Regions from separate parts of the Homo sapiens genome. Here region 1 is linked to region 2. The links are chromatin loops, found by intact Hi-C in ENCODE. Cell type or tissue: heart left ventricle. All regions are shown on one strand. Links, peaks and the distances in the headings refer to the core of each region. The heading gives the core; the rest is flanking DNA. Region 1 overlaps LDLRAD4 (low density lipoprotein receptor class A domain containing 4). Region 2 overlaps LDLRAD4 (low density lipoprotein receptor class A domain containing 4).

Region 1 (2,902 bases), core at 213-2,712, 140 kb after region 2:
AGTATGGTTGGGCTGGGCGGGGTGGCACACGCCTGTAATCTCAGCGACTGTGGGAAGCTGAGGCAGAGGAGTGCTTGAGCCCAGGAGTAGGAGTGCAGCCCATGCAACATAGAGAAACTCCAGAAATTAAAAAAAAAAAATTTTTTTTTAAATCACTGGGAAAAGAAATAATTATAAGAGAGTACCTGCGTTTCTACCCATACCCGAGGTTTTCTTGTTTGTGATCATTAAATAAGTGGATGGTGTTGCTCTGGTGGTGTGCTGGACATATTTTCTCAAACCAGAGGTGCACTATAGTCCACCATGCTTTGTTCCAAAATTTGTAGTGGAGGTCTACCTCATGCCTCGTTTTGTGCCAGGCACAAATGAAATCCAGAGATGAACATCTTGGGGTGCCTGCCTTAGCAGGCAAGACTCTTGGTTGAAGGGACAGCAGGTGGGCCTTGGGGCCAGGCATCCTTGGGAGATGCCTCCATCCCCACCATTGCTTGGCTTTGTTGCTTTGGGCAAGTCACATGACCTCTTGGAGCCCGTTTCATCCTTGTAGGATGGGGTTACTGATACCCACCTCATTGCACTAAGTGGGCCAGTGAATGTACAGTTCAGTACCTTCCTCATGCAGTTGGCATCTCTATTGTCACTGTCACTTAGAGGCCAGAGGACAGGCAGGACCCAGACACTGGAGTGCATTTGATGCCAGGCTGTGGAATTTGAATTTTACAAAGAGGAGTCATGTTTCCATTTACTAATTACACGATTAACTGGAGAATATGCTAAAGTCCCCCATTGTCACAAATTACAGTTTCTTTCTTACTTTTGCATTTCTGTGTTTGCTGCAGCCCAGCAGGAGGTCCATTAAACCAAAAGGACTCATTATCTCCTCAGGACAGGGATGGTGAGGGAGGAGGCTGGCTTGCAGACACCTGCCCTTGCTGTCCTCAGCAGGAAAGGGTGGGGAGCTCGAGAAGGAGAAGCCCACACGCCCTTCTGTCCTTGGACTGTGTAGACCTTCTTAGGGTGGCTTCATTATTTGCCAGGCAGTAAACTCCCTGATTATCAGACACATCTGTATGCCAAGCGAAGTATTAAAACAGACTCTTTGCAAAGCCTATGGAAGTGTTTTTTGGGCAACCACTCTTGGTACTGTTTTCATGCATGACCTTGGATAATTGACATTTGTCTGTGGTTCAAACTGGAGATGTCCAGTGCTTACAGATACCTAAAGATTGCTGTGTAGTAATTTGCATTCTTTAGTAAGTTTTTCCAAGAAGTTTTATATCTTCTTTCTGTGAGAGTACAGCTGGGCTGGGCAGTGTGGTCCATGCCTGTAATCTCAGCTACTCTGGGAGGCTGGTTGTGGGGGCATCTGTTGCCTGGAGGTCTCTGGAATAATACAACACAGGGCCCTGAGCCCCAGAAATGCTGGCTTATTCCTCTTGAGTTTCCTCCTCAGTTAAGGGATTATTCAGGTTTCCAAAACACACAGTCTCTTATGACCTGAGAAAGGTCTCTCATTTGCATTTGCTCATTACGGTGGGTAATAGACTGGAAGTATGACCTTTCTCCAGTTAACGACCCTTCCCCACAGACGAGGCTTGCGTGCCTGTGTCTATAGCACATAGTGCGCCTGAGCTGATGATGTGGCTCTTCTGAACAGCTGCGGTGGCAGCCCTGAGGCCAAGGCCCCGGCTACTCTAGGGTGGGTGTGGGGTGGGAGGTGTGCTTTCCCACCAAAGGAAGTCTGGTTGTATAGGCAGACTTGTCTCCCCGGTGGTTAGGGCTGTCTGAGGAGCTGCTCTTGTTTCCAAGAGTTTCAGGTACGTAGTGTACTGAGGGGAGCCCCCAGGATTAATACACAAAGTGGATGACACCTCCAGGTTACTAGAGAGGCAAACCTCACCCCCCCAGGACGGTCCCTTGCAAACCCTTGCAGTCCGCCATATCCATCTTTCCCACTGGATTCCAGTTCTCCAAGGAAAAGCCAGGGCCTGGAGCCAGGGCCACGCTGCCCGGTGTCCCAGCCCAGCAGGCATCAGGGTGGGTGGGGAGCCTGGGCTGCCCGGAGGGGTGCTCCCTCTATGCCCTTGTACCCCACGTGGCTCCTTCTTTGAAGCTGTGTCTCAGTCCCAGGGGAGAGCCTTCCAGGATGGAGGTTGAGAGGAGGGGAACGTGCATGGCTCTGTCTTCATCTCTGCGGTGACTTGCGTCGTAGGAGAGCTTTGGTGTGGGCTGTGCTGGCCAGTCATCACAGTGCCCTGCAGGGCGCAGGGCTGAGGGCAGGCTGACCAGACCTTCCATGAAGAGATCGGGCTGGCGGGGACACTGGAGTCCTCACTCTGCTGAGTCCAGCTCTGCCACACGTGGGCTATTCTGAGCTATGGCGAGTCATCATCCTCAGTTTCCCTTTGGCGAAGTGGGCCCAGTGATGCCCAGGAGCACCTTTTGAGGGTTGAGTGTGCAGCTTTAAATGCGAATGCCCACGATTCTGTGTTCTCCAGCCAAGTGTGGGGTACCCAGACCTCTTCCAGTTCTTGCCCTTCTTTTAAGTGGTTTGCATGAGATCCTCCAAGCACTGTCACTTTTTGAAACCCTGGCTTTTGTTTCCAGTTTCCTTTTCCAACAATAACAGGAACTTTGTGTTTAGTGGTTGGTGGTTCCACCTTCACTTAATGGGTTCGTCATCTCTCTGGGCATGTGAGCAGGGCTCGGGATCACGTCTCTGCTATAGAGACACACGGTGAAAACAGGCTTCAGCAGAGAACCACCGTTTGAATTATATGATGGCTTAAAGAAAGCTCTGTGTCTACTTCTGACATCTGTGTTTCTTGGTATGATGCTGGCACCTTAAAACATTTTTGCCCGTGTCTAGTAATATAGGAATTCATTCACTCATTTATTTATT
Region 2 (2,902 bases), core at 94-2,593:
GTCCATTTCTTTGGCATCGTGACGTTAGGCGTTCAGTGCCTGTGTGAAAGCGAAGGGTGGAGAGGGACCCTCTGAGCCTGTAGAAGGCCCATTTCCCAATTCCCACTGGGGGGCTTCCAGCGCACTTTCTGGGTACTTAGTTCACGAGGTCTTTTTGAGTCTGCCGAAGGAGATCTTAGCTACCAATGAAGACCAAAGAGTCCGGGTCGAAGGCCTCTTCTCAGTGTTCTTCCCCTTGTGATGTCCTCAGCATCTGACACAGGGCCTGGCATGTTCACTATCTGATAAGCCCCTGTTGCGTGAAGTCCTTGAATGCCGATAGCGTTCCCTGAGGTTGGCCTTGTCCTGTCTTCCTGTAGATGGCTCTGGAATTTTTGACGCGCAGGAGGTGGGGCCTCTGAACTTTGCTGCCTGAGCACTTGAGCCAAGAGAGTGTTAGTTGACATTAGGCACATAGACTGCTTTTGCTTTGACTGACAGATCTTGGTTGAAGGGAGAGGGTGGGAAAAGCTGAACCAGCCCTGGTACAGGGACTGCTCCCAGCAAGTCAGTTTCCACCCCACCCTCCTGTTCAGTGCTTTTTTTTTTTTTTTTTTTTTTTTAAGACGGAGTCTTGCTTTGCCAGGCTGGAGTGCAGTGGCACAATCTCGGCTCACTTCAACCTCCGCCTCCCAAGTTCAAGTGATTCTCCTGCCTCAGCCTCCCGAGGAGCTGGGACTACAGGTGCATGCCACCATGCCTAGCTAATTTTTGTATTTTTAGTAGAGATGGGGTTTCACCGTGTTAGCCAGGATGGTCTCGATCTCTTGACCTCGTGATCCACCCGCCTCAGCCTCCCAAAGTGCTGGGATTACAGGCGTGAGCCACCACACCTGGCCCTCAGTGCTGACTTTGAGGGATGCTCCTGACCTGTGTGTGGCAGCTGCTCGGGGTCTGGGTTGCCTTGGTCCAGGTAGAAATCCCCTAGAGGGTTGTCGTGGGACTCAGGTCTTTGAAGAGACTGGACACTTGAACTGTGCCCCAGCAATGGCCGGAGTTGGTGCTCTGTGCTCCAGAAGAGGGGACTTGCCGGGTGGCCATCGCCATTCCTTGTTCGTTCCCGGCAAGCAAAATTGGACCACTTTACTGTTGCATCTGGTTTGAAGAGACTTTCATTTCTATTTGGGGAGAAGAACACTCAAACACAGCGAGACAGCTGCCAGACGGTGCCTGGCTTTCGCCTCTGTCTCGCTCCTCCTGGCCGCGTTAGTGTCCCTGGGTATCACCCCATGCCGCGTGCTCCGTATGTGTTCCTCGAATCTGAAAGGCGCTGATGAAATGCTTGCTGCAGCTTTGTTAGGACACAGGCGGTCATGCTTTAGGCTGCTGCGGGGACAGAGGCATTATGCAGCCTGTAGGAGCCATGGCCAGTGCATGGTCACTCTGCATGGCAGCCTTGTAGACCCAGCTGGGACACTTCAGGGACAGCTGGAGACCTCCTGTTGCTCTTGACTGGGGTTACCATGACCGCTAGCTCTTCACTGAGGCCAGACCCAGTGAGTGCAGATTCCTGGTGCTGGCCGATGAGGCCCTAGGAAAGACGCACCTATGGTCAGTCTGTCTTGGCTTCAATTTACTCAGAATAATGTAGTCCTGTGAGAGAGAGAGAAGCTAGGGAGCTGTGGTGCATCAGCTAGTAAAGATGTTAGAAAATTGTCAAAACAAAAACGATGTGGCATTTACAGGTTGAATGCATGAATGAATGCACACGTGCATTTTATGATGTGACACTGTCCCTGATGCAAAAATCAGGTGGGTTACTGCATCTGTGGTGATGGGGTGGGTCCATCTGCAATGTTTCTGAAAAAAACATCATAAAGCAAGGTTGGTTTTGGGAAGGGTGCCTTTCTTTTCTATTTCATATGTCACCAGCTGCTCCGTGTGTTTTCTGTCCCATTATGATTTTCCTGAGATGGCTCTTCACTCTGTCTCTGGGCCTCCTTGTGTTTAATTTATTTGTTTTTGAGACAGGGTCTCACTTTGTTGCCCAGGCTGGAGTGCAGTGGTGTGATCATAGCTCACTGCAGCCTCAAACTCCTGGGCTCAAGAGATCCTCCCGCCTCAGCTTCCTGAGCAGATAGGACTATAGGTGCGCACCACCACATCCGGCTAATATTTTCTTTTTTATAGAGACAGGATCTTGCTATATTGCTCAGGCTTGTCTTGAACTTAAGCTATCCTCCCACCTTGGCCTCTCAAAGTGCTGGAATTCCAGGTGTGAGCTGCCGGACCCAGCCCCTTGTGTTTTAAATGGCTCTGCTTCCCAGGACCCAGCCACCAGCTGGAGTGAGTCCTGCTCCCCAGAAAGGCCAGAAGCCTGCGGCCAGGCTTCTCTTCAACTTTTGCCCAAACAAATTTCCCATCTTCCTTTACCTTAGAGAGTGAGAACACCGTAAAGATGAAGAATAAGCGCGCCTGCTTCCCTTCAGGGTTTTCCATCCTCCAGCCCCTCATGCAGTCCTGTCCTGGTGCAAGGGAGGTGGTGCCTGTCCCTTTTCAGGAGTTCCACCCACTCTGCCTCTTCTTGCTCTGCTTCTTAGGGGCCCATGGCTCACAGCTGTGTCTGGGACGTGTCATTCAGGAGGTGGTTTAGGGTTAGTGAGATCGGCAGCCCCACAGGACCCTGCTGTTGGAAACCCACGTGTGGATGCCCCGATGCCTGGTGCCATAGGGTATGGCGTGTGAGGAGCTCAGCCAGTGCCTTCTCTTCTCTCCTCAGCGAGCGGCTGTGCTTGCTGGCTCTCCTCGGTGGCTTCCTCTTGAATGAACCTTTCTTCTGAAGGCTTGATTTCCTTCCGGGAGGCTTAGTGTTTCTGCTCAGCCTTCTTTCTTGGAGGCCTGGGCTTGATGTTGAGTTGTGTTT

What was found. Peaks named below come from ENCODE experiments on the same cell type or tissue, not always from the same donor. Only the 100,000 strongest peaks of a DNase experiment are listed, where the experiment ranks them.
Region 1: it touches region 2 in a loop (2.0-fold over the local background); 2 of 110 quality-filtered maps call a loop at or near these places.

What each region holds. Positions count from the first base shown.
Region 1 is chr18:13,413,774-13,416,675 of GRCh38, forward strand. The region is part of intron 3 of LDLRAD4 (low density lipoprotein receptor class A domain containing 4); the gene reads left to right. Among named protein-coding and RNA genes, the nearest start is that of LDLRAD4-AS1, 12 kb to the right of the region's middle. In heart left ventricle, for the core only: no CTCF peak of the experiment used is centred there; no DNase peak of the experiment used is centred there.
Region 2 is chr18:13,271,316-13,274,217 of GRCh38, forward strand. The region is part of intron 1 of LDLRAD4 (low density lipoprotein receptor class A domain containing 4); the gene reads left to right. Among named protein-coding and RNA genes, the nearest start is that of C18orf15, 33 kb to the left of the region's middle. RefSeq lists an enhancer at 1,275-1,774. In heart left ventricle, for the core only: no CTCF peak of the experiment used is centred there; a DNase peak (open chromatin) is centred at 1,260; H3K27ac peaks cover 1,378 bases.